Regions from separate parts of the Homo sapiens genome. Here region 2 is linked to region 1. The links are chromatin loops, found by intact Hi-C in ENCODE. Cell type or tissue: PC-3. All regions are shown on one strand. Each heading gives the region's core, and the rest is flanking DNA. Links, peaks and the distances in the headings are about the cores only.

Evidence for each region. A loop is a pair of places that touch in the nucleus more often than their neighbours do. Peaks named below come from ENCODE experiments on the same cell type or tissue, not always from the same donor. Only the 100,000 strongest peaks of a DNase experiment are listed, where the experiment ranks them.
Region 2: it touches region 1 in a loop (8-fold over the local background); 1 of 110 quality-filtered maps calls a loop at or near these places.

What each region holds. Positions count from the first base shown.
Region 1 is chr11:24,632,241-24,640,479 of GRCh38, forward strand. The region is part of intron 1 of LUZP2 (leucine zipper protein 2); the gene reads left to right. Among named protein-coding and RNA genes, the nearest start is that of LUZP2, 140 kb to the left of the region's middle. RefSeq lists an enhancer at 5,289-5,790. In PC-3, for the core only: a CTCF peak has its summit at 3,737; DNase peaks (open chromatin) are centred at 2,801, 3,941 and 4,311; H3K4me3 peaks cover 658 bases; H3K27ac peaks cover 4,163 bases.
Region 2 is chr11:24,719,107-24,727,345 of GRCh38, forward strand. All of the region lies in intron 1 of LUZP2 (leucine zipper protein 2), which reads left to right. Among named protein-coding and RNA genes, the nearest start is that of LUZP2, 230 kb to the left of the region's middle. In PC-3, for the core only: no CTCF peak of the experiment used is centred there; no DNase peak of the experiment used is centred there; H3K27ac peaks cover 798 bases.

The sequences.
Region 1 (8,239 bases), core at 1,281-6,280:
AATATTTATTCATATATTTGGGTATAATGAGGGACATAAAACCTCGGCATTTGATAGCATTGTGAAAGAGCTTGCTGTTTTCTGATCCAATATGTATTTTTTACACAAATAATTTGAAATAATCTAGAGCAAATGTCACCTAGAAAATTGAACAGAAGTCTAATAAAGTTTGCATATAGATGAAAAGCTTATTAATTTTTAACTAGCTTCCCCCATATCATTACAATCAGTGCACTGCAAGAAGTGAGTTCTATTATCAGCACAGGTATTACAAGTATGATTTTTAATGTATGGCCTTAGGAATCCCACGTGGCAACCACAGAATTTTTCTTATGTAAATGTCCATTAATCAGCACATGAAAATTCCTGTCTGCTCATCAGGGCAATCCTAACAGCATCCCCAACAAACATTTAAAATAGACGTGCTCCAAAATCTCAAGTCCTCCCTAGCCTATGTGAAAAACATAAACAATTACAGTGGACTGAACTTAATCTCAAGAGGAGACTGGATTGTTCCAACATATAAGGAAATGCAAAATATCACACAGAATATAAACCAAGCTGATGAGATAGCCTGAAGTTGTCAGATATATGCATCTTGCAGGCATTATGGGGATATTAGTACTCACCCAATCTTGTTTGAGAGAACACCATTTCAAACTCCTTTAACCAAGTAATGTATTAAGAAATGATATGTACTGCAACCAATGGATCTCAAAGGAGTAAAACATGTTGAGTTCCTGTTTGTTAAGGAAAGATGGGGTCTTGAAGAATGATAGGATATAGAAAGGAAATCTGAGCAACAGGAGTAAAAGATTATCTTGTTTTGATGTGAATTGCCTTTTCTAGTCTGGGAGATTTTCTTGTTGCCTTCATGATGACCATATGTAAAATTACCTTCATATGTATGTGGCATTTTTCCACATTTATTTACACTTATCTTGCACTCACATTCAAAGGCACTCAGGAGTAGAGGACACATAAAAATATTCCATCCAAAAACAATGAAACAAACAGATCTGCCACAATGCTTTCAAGTATTTAAAAATAAAATGAGGATATATAGGTTATTTTGAACCAAATCCAAATATATAAAGTTGACTTTAGCTGCCACTATGTTCTTAGCAAAAGATACACACAAGTTAGGCCATTGAAACATTTTAAAATAATTTTCTAAAAGGTCACCTTCTCATGTGAGTTACCTAGCCACTCCATGAAAATCAATCAGAATCTTTAAAAGTTTACAATAATTGAGAAGAAAAAGCAGTGGAAAAAAATGATGTGTTCTTCTCAGTTGTATTTTAGTATATTTTATCATTGCAAAGAAATTCTTGAAGGTATAAGCTCAAAATTTTAGGCAAGTAATATAATTCAGAATAAAATATGTTTAAAATAATCACAATTTACTTTTATAAAAAGTTTTATAGAGAAAATATACATTGTTAATGTTGACCTTTTATATATTTAAGTATGATGTTTTCTATCTCATAATGAATGAATTAATATCTCAAGAGGTGGCTGCTTATATTTATAGGATTATATAGCAACTGCATGAATTTATTTTCTGCTCACAAAATGAACCATTAACTTTCTATAAAAGATATACATTAATTACATTCTTATGCTTTGTAATCATCACTCTTGACATCCTTCAAATTTGAAAAAAATTATTAAAATGTATTTTTTTAGTCTAACACACGTGTGTGTGTGTGTGTGTGTGTGTGTATATATAGTCTGTCTATTAAAGGACAATAAAGTCTAAACCTGTTTAACTATTAAAGCAAATAAATGAAGAGCTGAGACTCTGAAGACAGAATTATTGGGTTTTCTATAGCAATCAAACTTACTAGAAGTATGATCTTGAGCAAATTACTTAACCCTCTACTTCAGTCATCTTATATGTAAATGAATTTTTGTGAGAATTATATGAGTTCATGTATGACTTAGAAAAAATAAATCTAAGAACTTAAAGGCAAAATATTGGTGAAACATGGCAATAAAAACAGCATAATTTTCAAAATGTGGCACAGATACCCTGGAAGTACTATTCCATATTACAAGGGTGGTAATGTATACCATAATCAGATACAAACATTATGGTAGAGGTCCTAAACTGGTAGCTCCCATCTAGATTGTCTTTGTATGGCTATCACAGAATTGGTCCACATAGTTTATTTTCATTGAGGTAGTGGCTAAAAATTACATATCAGAAGATAAGCCAAGATATGCCAGCTATCGATAACACAGAGAGATCAAGCATTTTCTTTCTGGTTTTTCAAGATCTCATTCCCTATTTTTTCCCCCATACTGTAACTAAGTATCATCTTCAAGTTCTCCTAGTGTTTTGCATTACTGCTTTTTTAAAGTTAATTTTTTCTGGATTTATAACTTCAAAAAAAAAAAAAAGTAAATGAGCAATAAACTGACCATAGAGCTGTTTGTTTTGCAGCTGATTCTGTTTACTCGTTTGCATTATGAGCCTGGTCAAGGCATTTGAGTTTGCAGGTGCAAGGTGAAAGGGCTTGAGTTCACAAAATTAAAGGCGGTACTGGATTTTGTTATCATTTTTTAAAAACACAACATCAAATAGAATAATTGCTTTATTTATTTTCTGTGACTTGGAACAGATACAGGCTTCTCAGTATGAACCTAGTAAGCATGGATGATCTGTACTGGAGATGAGATGAACACACTTGTTACTCAGCTCAAAATAAATCAGTCTCTCATTTGATCTCTGTTAGTCATAATAATAACGTTAAACATAACCTAAAGATATCCTTGTTACCTTTTACCAGGAAGCGTGGGATGGGGGTGAGGGATGAGACATTATTTAATGGGTAAAATGTACAATGTTAATGAGATGGTTACACTAAAAGTCCAGATTTCACCACTGGTCAACATACCCATGTAACAAAACTGCACTTGTACCCTTTAAATAAATACAAATAAAAAAAAATTATAAAAGATAATGAAATAAATCTACCAATTTCACTTTTTATTTTTGTAAATAAAAAGAAATATGACACTATTTATAATTTGTATAGGAGCATTACCAAAAAAATGCAAACACTTGATCTTATCTTGACATTAAAATGATAAAAATAATTGGCATTAAAAAATTGATTTTTGAACAACATGTTATAAGCAACATGTAAGATTTTAAACCTCAAATCAGAAAAGAGTGTGTGTGTGTGTGTGTGTATTCACAAGTCATAAGAAATAAACACATTTCAATCTACATTAAAATATATTTTGTCACCAAACTAAAGACAGTCAAATGTCATTTTCAGTACATTTCTATGCAAAGTATGCTGTTTATCCTTAAGTAATCAATTTAAATTAAATTAAACTAATGATAACTTGGTTAAAGATGTCAGAATACAGGCATTTCTATCTCACTGTCTTCTATAAAACAACTGAAAACAAAGTTATACATTTTAAAACCTCATCTGTAATGAAATTTGGAGAGAAAAGAAGCTGTCAGACCCTGTGAAACTTGAAACAAATCAACGCAGAGTGCTGGGGAGAACATTTGAGGCCCACAGACAGCGTTGACTAAAAGTGGATCTCAATGCCTTAAGAGGCCCCACAGCAATACTTTACTTGAAATACAAGGCCTGCGGTGCAGGTAGACTTTGCAAGCTGGTCTAAGCACAAGGTGACTCTGCGGAATAACAGCAAAAGTGGAACTGGGGAAAAGTACTGCAGAGACATGCTATCCTTACATATTGTCAGTGTGGTGGCTTGAAGAAATCACACTGGGTGGCAATCTACTCTGGAACTTCTGATTATTGTCAGTCGAGAAAAAATAAATTGACTCAGTTACCTGTAAAAAATAAATAACCTAAAATAAGTGGGGTTTGTCTGGGAACCAGGAAGATTTTTTTATTTGTCCAATGGAACTACACACTGTAAGAGAACACTGATCATTATCTGCCTCATTTATGGTATGATGGCATTCTGAGTCATATCATCATCCCCAATTGGAGACAGTTTCAGCCACAGCATATTTATCAGTTCTCTATCAATACTACTTTTCAACAAATACCTACACTGGTAAAAACATTCCCTATTCAAAACAATAAGTAATTAAATATAATCAACCTGGAGCTAAGGCATAGATAGCATGCTTACTTATAATACAGGGGTTAAGAGGGTGGATTCTGAACCTAGACTGCTTGGGCTCAAATCCAGAGCACTCTGTTATAAAATGAGTGATTTCTCTGCACATCAGATTTTCCCCATTGATAAAGTGGGGGCAAATATTAGCTCATATCATTGTGGGAGTATAAAATGTGATAATATATGTTAAGTACTTCAAACAATGACCACCACAGGGTGTTATTCATCCTTAGTTGATTTACACACGTAAATGCATATCATATTTTCTACATTGGCACAACTAACGTTGTCCACAAGTAACATGAATCCAGCCCACAATCTTCACTTGCCTGGCATACTTTGAAAACTATTAAAATGGTGTCTACACTTCTTTCCTATCACCCTTCAAATAATTCGTCAGAGCTCAGCTCACACACACTTAACCAGAGACATAAGAAAATATAGAAAATAAAGCAAGATTAAAAATAAAATTTTTTACATGAGGTAATATGAAAGAACAGAGGGCAAACAGACATGAAATTCCAACAAATAAAAATGATATAAGCCAATTTTTGCTTATAAAAAAAGATGCTTCAATTGAATTTTAAATATAAAAATTATAGAATATATATTAAAAACTATCAGTGTTAAGGTGATAAAATAGAAAGCTAAAAATGTTGATTAACAGTTTAAAAAGGGAAAATCTTGATGTTACATTAATATATAATCTTTTGGTATAAAATTCAAAATCTTAAAAATCTATAAAACAAAAATTGTAGAGGATGAGCAGAGTGTTAGAAATATAAAAGCATTATAAAATTGTTGTGGGAAGTCAGGGACCCCGAACAGAGAGATCGGCTGGAGCCTAGGAAGAAGAACATAAATTGTGAAGATTTCATGGACATTTATCAGTTCCCCAAATTAATACTTTTATAATTTCTTATGTCTGTCTTTAATCTCTTAATCCCATCATCTTTGTAAGCTGAGGATGTATGTCACCTCAGGACCCTGTGATGATTGAGTTAACTGTACAAATTGTTGGTAAAACGTGTATTTGAACAATATGAAATCAGTGCACCCTGAAAAAGAACAGAATAACAGCTATTTTCAGAGAACAAGGAAAGATAACCATAAGATCTGACTGCCTGTGGGGTCGGGCAGAATAGAGCCATATTTTTCTCCTTGCAGAAAGCGAGTAGGAGAGATATTGCTGAATTCTTTTCCCTTCAAGGAATAACCCTGGGGAAGGAATGCATTCCTGGGGGGCGGTCTATGAACGGCCGCTCTAGGGGTGTCTGTCTTATGTGATTGATAATAAGGACTGAAATATGCCCTGGTCTCCTGCAGTGCCCTCAGGCTTACTAGGATTGGGAAATTCCAGCCTGGTGAATTCTAGTCAGACCGGTTCTGTGCTCTTGCACCCTGTTTCCTGAAGATGTTTATCAAGACAATGAGTGCACAGAGGGACACAGACCCTCATCAATAATTCTAATTTTACCTTTTGCCTTGTGATCTTTTATTGCCCTTTGAAGCATGTGATCCCTGTGACCTACTTCCTGTTCGTACATCCCCTCCCCTTCTAAAATCCCTAATAAAAACTTACTGGTTTTGCAGCTCAGGGTCACCATCATGGTCCTACCAATATGTGATGACACCTCCGAAGTCCCAGCTATAAAATTTCTCTCTTTGTACTCTTTCTCTGTATTTTTCAGACTGGCCAACACTTAGGGAAAATAGAAAAGAACCTACGTTGAAATGTTGGGGGCTGGTTCCCTGATATAAAATCATTTTATTTAACTTAGCCCATGACAAAACAAAACTATATGAAAGTAACATTTTAAAAGATAGATGTCTAATATGTAATGTATTAACTTCTGGAACCTACAATCAAATATAGACTTTCTTTAAAATTGTCAATAAAATAGTTATAAAATCGATTATACATTTAGCTACAAAAAATTAATTTCCCCAAATAGAAATTATACTAGAAATTTAATAAAAATTAAATTTCTAGCTACAGAAGAATAACATTATATATTGACTAAAAATATAGTTTTTTAAAAAATCAAAATACAAAAATCCAAATTCTAGGACACTTTAATTAAGAAAGTATTCTAAAAACTATATAGGGAAAAAATTGTTTGACAAAATCATTCAAGCTGTAATTGCAAGCTAGAAAAAAATAAAAATTCAAAGTATACAGTATTTACTACATGGCTAAAGCAGGGCTTAGTTGATAATTTATGGCCTTAAAAGAAGGATTAACTTGGAATTTTTTCTAAATTATGCATTTTGTTAAGAAATTAGGGCATATTGTGAAAAGAAACAAATAATTTATGATAATGAAAGTGGAAATTAGTGAGATATAAAGTAGAAATAATTAAAAATAATTTAAAAATAGGAACTGATTGTTTAAAAAATAAAATTGATACATTAACTAACCTAATCAACAAAACAAATCTCAATATAGTATTAGGGATGAGAATGGAAAATGAATCACAGATACTGAATCAAATAAATATTAACAAAGAAAAGACAATTAATTCTAATACATTTATGAAAGATAATTTTCCCAGAAAAAAATATTTTTAACAGTTAAAAAAAGATTTTAAAAATCTAAACACACCAAATGCCACAAGGAAAAAGAGAGAAAATGTTCAAAAACTTGTCAAAGACCTGTTATACTAAAAGCTCTAGACTCTTACCTTCTCTACAAATCTTCAGTCTTTTTGGACATTTCTTCATTTATTGAAATATGAAACTTTTTCTCTATAGCAATAAATTAATTTTCAATCATGTCACTAGTTGCTTATTTTAGTTAATATATATTTTTCACTAAAGTAGAATCATTTTGTTTCTCTATTTGTTTTCTTAATTTTGCATTTTACATTTTCACATTTCTTTCCTGTTTTTACCTCTGCATTTCTATGATGGGTCATAGTGATTTTCTCATTAAATTTTTATAGCAACATTTGGTAATACATTATATTCTTCCATTGTGTTGTATATTTTCCAGCTTCAATTTTTTTCAGCTCATAGATATGTAATTCTCTCTATTTTATGTTTCCCCTTATATTTTATTTACCCTTTACTTGTCTGTTCATATTTTGTTTTGTTTGTTTGTTTTGAGACGGAGTTTCACTCTTGTTGCCCAGGCTGGAGTGCAGTGGTGAGATCTCAGCTCACCGCAACCTCCGCCTCCTGGGTTCAAGCAATTCTCCTGCCGCAGCCTCCTGAGTAGATGGAATTACAGGTGCCCGCCACCACACCTGGCTAATTTTGTATTTTTAGTAGAGACAGGGTTTCACCACGTTGGTCAGGCTGGTCTCTAACTCACAACCTCATCTGACCCACCCACCTCAGCCTCCCAAAGTGCTGGGATTACAGGCGTGAGCCACTGTGCCCGGCCTTAATGTTTTGTTTTATATGAGTAGTTCTGCACAAACCATCTCTTTCCTCTACTGTAATATGTGGACATTCTCTCTCACTGCAGTTCCACTTTCTTGAATCCTCTCTACCTTCCTCTCCTCACTACCCTGTGTGTCCTTTCTTTTACACCTCAATGCAATCAGGGAGCACAAGAGTTCAATTCCAGCTCTGTGAAGACTTTATTTAAAGCAATAGGTCTGCTTTTTGTTCTGACATTAGGTTAAATGTCTTATTAAAAAGTTATCCATTGTTTTTGCTAATGTTGCTTATTGAAGACAGGCTCCTACCCTCCCATAGAGAAGAGGCATAAGAAAGTTATCTTTTTGACATCTGTATTTCAAAGAGATGATTCCCAAGTCCTTGAGAAAAACAACTCTGGGTTGTAAGTGTAAACCTCAAAGAGCTAAAGAAAGAATTTACAACTGGTGTTTTTCGAAAGTAAATGTTCTAAAAGGAGTCAAAAAGACTCCTGTGTATGTTTAGTCAAGCTGGGCGGAAAGTTAAGGGCATCTTGGTCGTTACTAACTATGTAAACAAATAAATATGCAATATTATACAGTACAAGAGATGACTGGTACCAATCAGATGGCTAATTGTGGGAAGCTGTGAATTTATATAAGGACCTCTGTCCCAAGAGAAAGACAATGAGCAAACATTAAATAGATGCGGTTGTGCATCTGACAAATCTGATGGTTTGGTTTGAGCACTT
Region 2 (8,239 bases), core at 2,163-7,162, 88 kb after region 1:
CTGATATTTTGAACTGTAAGTTGATCCAGTTAGAATTTTAAGTTAAAAAGTATAATTTGAATTAAATGGATTAGAAAAGCAAAAAAAAGAAAATGCATATAATGCTATTATATAAACATTCAAATAGTGAGAACCTGAACTAGGATAGTAAGATTGGGTAGAGTCAAATAAAAATGTTCAAATAATTAGAATTGGAGAAGAGATGGGATTTGATTGAGCAAATGTTTATCTTTCAGAAATAAAGAAAATAATTAGTTAAATCATGGCCCCAAAATATCCATCTTTAGTGAAATTGGACAAACTTGTCAGTCTTAGTGCTGACCAATCTTCCTGCTGAAGTCAACAGAAAAAATTGACAAAATTCAAAATAATAATTCCTTTTAAGGCACTGGAGAACTATCAATGCACAATGTAACAAGTACTCAACTGGCCAATCTCTGAGAAATAAAATATAGAGAAGTTAACACAGCATTTGGCACTATGTAGTACATTGTTTGCAAATATGCCCGTAACTATTCTCCTTATATCCATATACACTTACTTTATGACTTTGAAGCTTTTCCCATCAAGAAGTGAAGTATATTTACCTGACTCTTGAATCTGGCCTGAACTTGTGACTTGCTTTGTAACTGATACTGTTTGATTGACAGGATGTTATTCTAAATCTCAGCCTAAACCTGAAAAATACTCCCTGACCTCTGCTAATTCTCTTAGATCCCTGACCAACTGGTAGATGATCTGCTCTAGGCTACTTTGCTGATAAAGCGAGATCCAGTTGCTTTCACTGATAAACTGACAGCAATTCAACCATAGAAGTAGAGTCATTGGCTGATGAACAAAAGATCGCAAATACAAGAATAAGCCCAACCAAGTGAATGGCCCAGCTAAGCTCAGACTAACACACAGAATCATTAAGTAAATAAATGATAATAAAATAGACAAATTATTAAATATTATGTAATTTATTGGCATTGAAATGGGAACAATTAGAATATTTGAGTATTTACGTATCTATTAAAACATTGACTAACTAAATGATTTCCCACAAAGGATTTGCAGGCCATATTATTTTAGTTCTGAATTCTCCTCATTCAGGGAAGAAAGGTTACCAGTCTCACACAAATTCTTTCAGATAATAGAAAAAAAAAATACTATCCAATTTGTTTCATGAGATAAGCAAAACTTAGATACCAAGCTTTACAAGAATATGAGAGAGACATTTACAAATGATTTTTTCTATGAAAATAAATGTAAAAATTATAAGCAAAATATTAGGAAACTGAATCTAGCAGAAGTATACATGAAATTATTTTGATAGTGTGAGATTTATTTAATGTAATCATTAATCATACATGTGAGATGGATCAATGCAATGAAGTACATTAATAGTATAAATGAAAAATGTATGTGACCACTTGAACCAATGCATTTATTAGACAAATTTTTGCTGTGCTGATACTACATTACAAATTACTCCAAAGCCTAATGACTTACAAAAACAAGCACTTATTTTTCAAGCTCATGTTGGGAGCTTACTGCAAGTGTTTCTGCTTCAGAGTATGGATCAAATTCAGACCTGTTCTTTTGTTTGTTTGTTTTGTTTTGTTTTGTTTTGAGACAGAGTCCCTGTCGCCCAGGCTGGAGTGCAGTGGCGCGATCTCGGCTTACCGCAAGCTCTGCCTCCCGGGTTCACGCCATTGTCCTGCCTCAGCCTCTCCGAGTAGCTGGGACTACAGGCGCCCGCCACCACGTCCGGCTAATTTTTTGTATTTTTAGTAGAGACAGGGTTTCACCGTGGTCTCGAACTCCTGACCTCGTGATCTGTCCGCCTCGGCCTCCCAAAGTGCTGGGATTACAAGCGTGAGCCAGACCTGTTCTCTTTATTTTCTTACTGAAAAAGCCTGAGTTGAAGCAGTTACCTACGGTTACTTTTTCACATGGCCAATAGCAGGAGAACAAGAAGCTGAGAAAAATAACATAAACGACGTTTAATGTCACTGATAAGCCATGTCCACTAGCGTGCCTTTGGAGTGTCACATGACCAAATGAATGACACAGGGATTTCTATTCTGCTTATATTTGCAGCATAGTAAATGTGGGAAGGGAGAAAGGAATTGTTAGCAAATAATAACACCTGCCATAATGAAGCAAGCAACATTTTATAACATTCAAATTTTATTCATGATTAAATGATTAAGAAACTAGAAAGGGAACATTTTACATCTGATAATGTAAAAGAAAAAGAAGAAGAATATTTACTACAAAAATTCAATAGGAAATACCATATTTGGGGTGAAATATTGAAAGCTCTTTCTCCTACAATCTGGAATAAGACAAAGATGTTTATAGTATCAATTCTGTTGAGCACTGTAGAATAGGTTTTTAATTCTTGATAATAAATTAGGATATAGAAGAAAAACTACCATTCTTGCAGAAAGTATGATTGTGTATATAGAAAATTCAAAAGATTCTAAATGTAAGCGATGCACAAATGTAAGTTATTCACAAAAGGATTGTGCACTGAAAACTACACAATATTATTAAGATAAAATGTTATGATCTCTAAATAAATTGTAGTATATGAAATGTTTATGGAGCAGAAAACTCAACATTTTTAAAATGTCAATATAGTCACCCAAAACCCAAACAATGTTTTATTCTTGTTGAAATTGACAAACCAATTCTAAAATGTATATGGAAATGCATTTGACCGTGAATAAGTAAGACAATCTTGAAGAAAATAACAAAATTTAAACTTTTAGACTCTTGGGTATCTATATACTTTTATAAAGCTTTAATAAATAAGAAACAGTGACACTAACAAAATGTTAAACAAATATTTCAATTTGATGGATTAAATAATATAGAAACTGACATCTTTTTATTGAAAAAATTTATTTATAAAAAATGGCACTGCAAAATATTGGGATTTAATTATATGTTCCCGTGCAACACAGAAAAATACAATTCCAGGTTGTTTGCAGGTCTAAAATGTGAAAAGTGAAATAAGTAAATTAACTAATTACTTAATACATAGGCTTCCAGAAAATATAGTAAGCCAGCTTACATTTCTTAAACTAAGTCTAAAAAGGACAAATCCTGATATAAATATTAATTTGGTCTATATTTGTATCAGTCTGTTTTCATGCTGCTGATAAAGACATACCTGATACTGGGTAATTTATACAGGAAAAAGGGTTTAGTGAACTTACAGTTCCACTGGATGGGAAGGCCTCACAATCATTGTGTAAGGCAAGGGGGAGCAAGTCACATCTTACACGGATGGCAGCAGGCAAAGAAAGAGATCCATCAGATCTCATGAGACTCATTCACTATCATGAGAACAGCATGGGAAAAACCTGCCCCCATAATCCAACCACATCCCACCAGGTTCCTCCCACAACATGTAGGAATCATGGGAGTTAAAATTCAAAATGAGATTTGGGAGGGGACACAGCCAAACCATATCAATATTTATATTATCAACAACTCTTCATTAAAAGATACCATTAAGAGATTGAAAATTCAGGGCCAGGCACAGTGGTTCATTCTTGTAATCCCAGCACTTTGGGAGGCCAAGGCAGGAGGATCATTTGAGGTCAGGAGTTCGAGACCAGCCTGGCCAACATGGTGAAACCCATCTCTACTGTAAATACAAAAATTAGCTGGGCGTGGGGGTGCATGCCTGTAATCTCAGCTACTTGGGAGGCTGAGGCAGGAGAATTGCTTGACCTCAGGACGTGGAGGTTGCAGTGAGCCGATATCATGCCACTGCACTACAACCTGGGCAACAGAGTGAGACCTCATATTAAAAAAAAAAGAGAGAGAGAGAGATTCAAAATTCAAGCAGCAGAATAGGAAATTATTTTAATACTTTTAATCATAAAAGGGCTCATGTGTGGAATGTATAAATACCTCCCACAAATCAATAACAAGCAATGGGCAAACTAATGGAAAAAGGGCAAAAGTCATGAGTGAGCATTTTATAAAGGATATATAAAAATCACCTTTAGTAACATCCTCCCTTTATGAGTCACCAACCAGGGAAATTCAAATTATAGCTAAAATGAGATGCTATTACACCACTACTAGAGTTACTGAATTAAAAACAAGTACTAATGATACCAGTGTGGATAAGAATATGAAGCAACTGGAATTCTCTACCTCTCCTACCCTGCAACTAATTTGAAAAATTTTTTGGCTGTTATTTGCTAAAGTAGAACATATGCGTGCTTTATGATGCGGCAATTCCATTCTTAGATATATACCCAGCATAAACGTGTTTATATGTTAACCACAAAGCATATGAAATATTCATTGCAGCATTACTCATAATATTCAAAAACTGGAAAAAGTCACAAGTGTCTATCAACACTAGAAAAAATTGCTGTACAGTTATTCACCACTACACTATGCAGTATTAAAAATTAATAAACTGGCTGGACACGGCGGCCCATGCCTATAATCCCAGCACTTTGGGAGGCTGAGGCAGGAGAATTATTTGAAGCCCAGAGTTCAAGACCCTGCTGGGAAACATCATGAGACCCCCATCTCTACAAAAAATTAAAAAAGCTTAGCCCTGAGTATGGTGATGTGTGCCTATAGTTCCAGCTACTCGGGAGGTTGAGGTGGGAGGATGGCTTGTGATCAGGAGTTCGAGGCTGCAGTGAGCTATGATTACACCATTGCACTCCAGCCTGTGTGAGAGAGCAAGACCCTATCTCTGAAAAATGAAAAATGAAAAATAAAAAGTAATAAATAAAAATTAAACTTTGGGTAAAATATGAAAAATTTTTACAAACTTGATATCATATTAAATGAATCAAGCAAAAGACATTTGATGTATATGATTTATATGTGTATTAATTTCAAACATAAGCAAATAATTTTAAGTCACAGAAGTCTGAATATTGGTTATATGTTGGGAGGAGGGTAAAGGTAATGAATGGGTGCCGTCAAAGAAAAGCTTCTAAGGTTAGTTTTCTATCTCTTAAATTTCCGAGGTGTTTAGTTTGCAATACTTCAAGTGTGTCCTTGGGATTTTTGTTTTTCTACATGAATGCTGTATCTTAATACAGTTTATATTTGAAAACAATGGACTAAGAAAGATAGTATCACTTGAAAATTACAAATATGGTACTCAGTGATGAAGCATAACTTTTTATTTTAAAGTCAAAGACAAGCCAGGGGTCATGGCTCACACCTCTAATCCCAGCATTTTGGGAGGCTGAGGAGGGCAGATCGATTGAGCTCAGGAGTTCGAGATCAGCCTGGGTAACATGGCAAAACCCTCTCTCTACTAAGAATAGAAAAAAATTAGCTGGGGGTAGTGACGTGTGTCTATCGTCCCAGCTAACTGAGAGGCTGAGGTGGGAGGATGGTTTGAGCCAAGAAGCAGAGGTTGCAGTAAGCCGAGATCATGCCACTGTACTCCAGCCTGGGTGGCAGAGCCAGACCCTGTCTCAAAAAATCAATCAATCAATTAATTAAATTAAATGAAGTCAAGGACAAGACAGAAGGTATTCTATCACCTCCTCTATTCGACATTGTTTTGAATGTCTTAGGCAACATGATTAATAAACAAAAAGAAATAAAACTGTAGCTATTAGAAAAAGATATGACTGGTCAATTCAAAGAAGTTATTGCTACCACTTTAAAAAGTCAACAGAATAAACTGAATAACTATGACAACTAATAAAGATGTTCAGTGAGGTATCTGGAAACAAAATCAACTTACAGACAGTAACTTTAAAGATGACTAGCAATATCTATTTAGACAATTAAATGGAGAAACCCATCCACAATAGTAGCAATAAGTCTAACAAAAAATGAGTAAATGTAAAGAATTTCCGTATTATAAAAACATACTGGCATAATAAATGAGAGTATATTTCTGGATGGTAAGGTGTGTGATTGTTATCTATTTCCCTAAATATAATTATAATGCAAATGCAATTTCAATTAAATTCCCTGCAGGAATTTACAGAAAATTGACATGCTTATTCTAAAATTCATTCAGAAGAAACAAAAGAGAACATTTGCCAATGAAACTGTCAACAAAAACAATAGGGGGGATGAATCCAAGAAGTATCAAAATGTTGTACACAGTTTTAATAATTAAATCATGACATGTCACGAAGACAGCAAATGAATCCGAATACAGAATTTAAAAACATTTAGAAAAAAAAATTTGTTACATCAAAAAGTGCCATATTAAAATCAGCAGGGGAAGTATTGTATCCAATCGTGTTAGGACAACTGGCTATCCATATTTAAGTTATAGTACCCCTTCCTACTATACATATATATTTGTATATATGTTTATATGTAGATACAAAAATCAATTGGGTAGTTTAGTAAAAATTAAAAATTGATACATTTTTATAAATGTACATAAACTTTTAAATAACATGGGTTGGAGAAACCTAAGAATAGTCCAGATGCCATAAAGAAAAAGGATTAATCTAAATAAATTATTTAAAAGAAATTGGAGAGGGGTAAATGTAAATACCAATAAGAGGTATGAAAAAAAAATCCATATAATGACAATGAACTAAAACCCAGAGTGGACAAGAATCTTCCAAATAAATTAGGTAAATGTAATAGGTTGGAATATGTGCCTCCAAATTTATGTGTTGAAATCTTAATCTCTAGTACATTAGATGTAACTTCATTTGGAGATAGTTTTTGCAGAGGTAATAAAGTTAAAATAAGGTCTCTAGGGCAGACTCTAAACCAATATGACTAGTGTTCTTATGTAAAGGGGGAATTTAGACACAGAGATACACCGGGAAGGAAGATGCTGTGGAGAGACATAAGGAGAAGACAGCCATTTGCAAGCTGATGAGAGAGGCCTAAGACAGATCCTTCTCTCACAGCCCTCACAGGAAACAGCCCTACAAACAACTTGATTTTGGATTTCTAGCCTCCAGAATTGTGAGACGAAATATCTATTATTTGAGGTACCCAGTCTTAGTTACTTTGTTATGGAAGCCCTAGAAAACTAATAAGTAACTAACTCAAAATTTAAATAGGCAAAACATATAAACAGATAATTCACAGAGAAAGAAATACAAGTGGTAATCTTATGAAAATATAATCAATCTCTAATAAAGTAAATACAAATTACATCAGAAAGAGGGTATCATTTTTCACTCATGCCATTAGCAAATTTTCTTTTAAGAAAAAGGGAGATAAGACAGTCTGGTTTAGGTGAAGGTGTGAAGAACACCAGAAGATACTAAGAAAATTATAGGCTAGAATAGCTGATAGGCAATTTACCAGCACATATTGAAACTAACACAAAATATCTCATGTGCCCCATAAATACATGTACCTACTAAATACCCACAAAAATTAAAAATTAAAAAAAAAATAAATACAAGATATGGGCACTGAAGCCAGACCTCCCACCCTACTCCCCCCACCAAAAAAAATTAACATGTTGACTTTTAGTGAAATATTTACACTTTTAGAAACTTATATCACAGAAGTACTCAGGAATTCTTTTGTGTCCACATATATACACTTTATTAATTTTTAAGAGAGAAAGAAAAAATTGGAAACACCGTAAATTATCAGTGGTAAAAATATATTCAAGTACAACCAAAATGGATAGTAATATATAGACATGGAAAGTGCTCTAAGACATATGAAGCCAGTTACAGAACCTGAGTGTAGGAGGGTCACATTTACTTTTCATGTAAGCAAGAGAAAATTATTAGAAGATGAACATACACTCATTTGTAAATGGAAGAAAATCCAATAAAATGTTAGCCAATACTTTCATTATGGTTACTTCCGCAGTGTAATTTGGTTTCCTCTTACATAAGGACCTTAAATGTTTGAATCTAAAGTAGTACTGTTAATTAACAATTCTGCCAACATTTTCCTGATAACTTGTGCCTCTTCATGGTTCCCAATGTATTTACCAGAAAATAGAGAGATTTAAATTGGTTCTGTTTTCTTCATAACATTATTTGAAAATCAAATATGAAGGTGAAATGAAACAATGTTGTATATTATAAAAGGGAAATGTTATTTGTAATTTAATTAAAAATAAATATAGTAAACAAAGTCAACATTTATTTGCGTAATAGAGAAGAAAGAAGCAATATACAGTAAGTTCTTGAAGGACGCAATGAACATTTAACTGATAAACTCATAGCCAAATCAGTATATTCTTTCAAATTTGTGGTTAAGATATTAGGCTTTGGAGACTCACTGATACACCACTTTC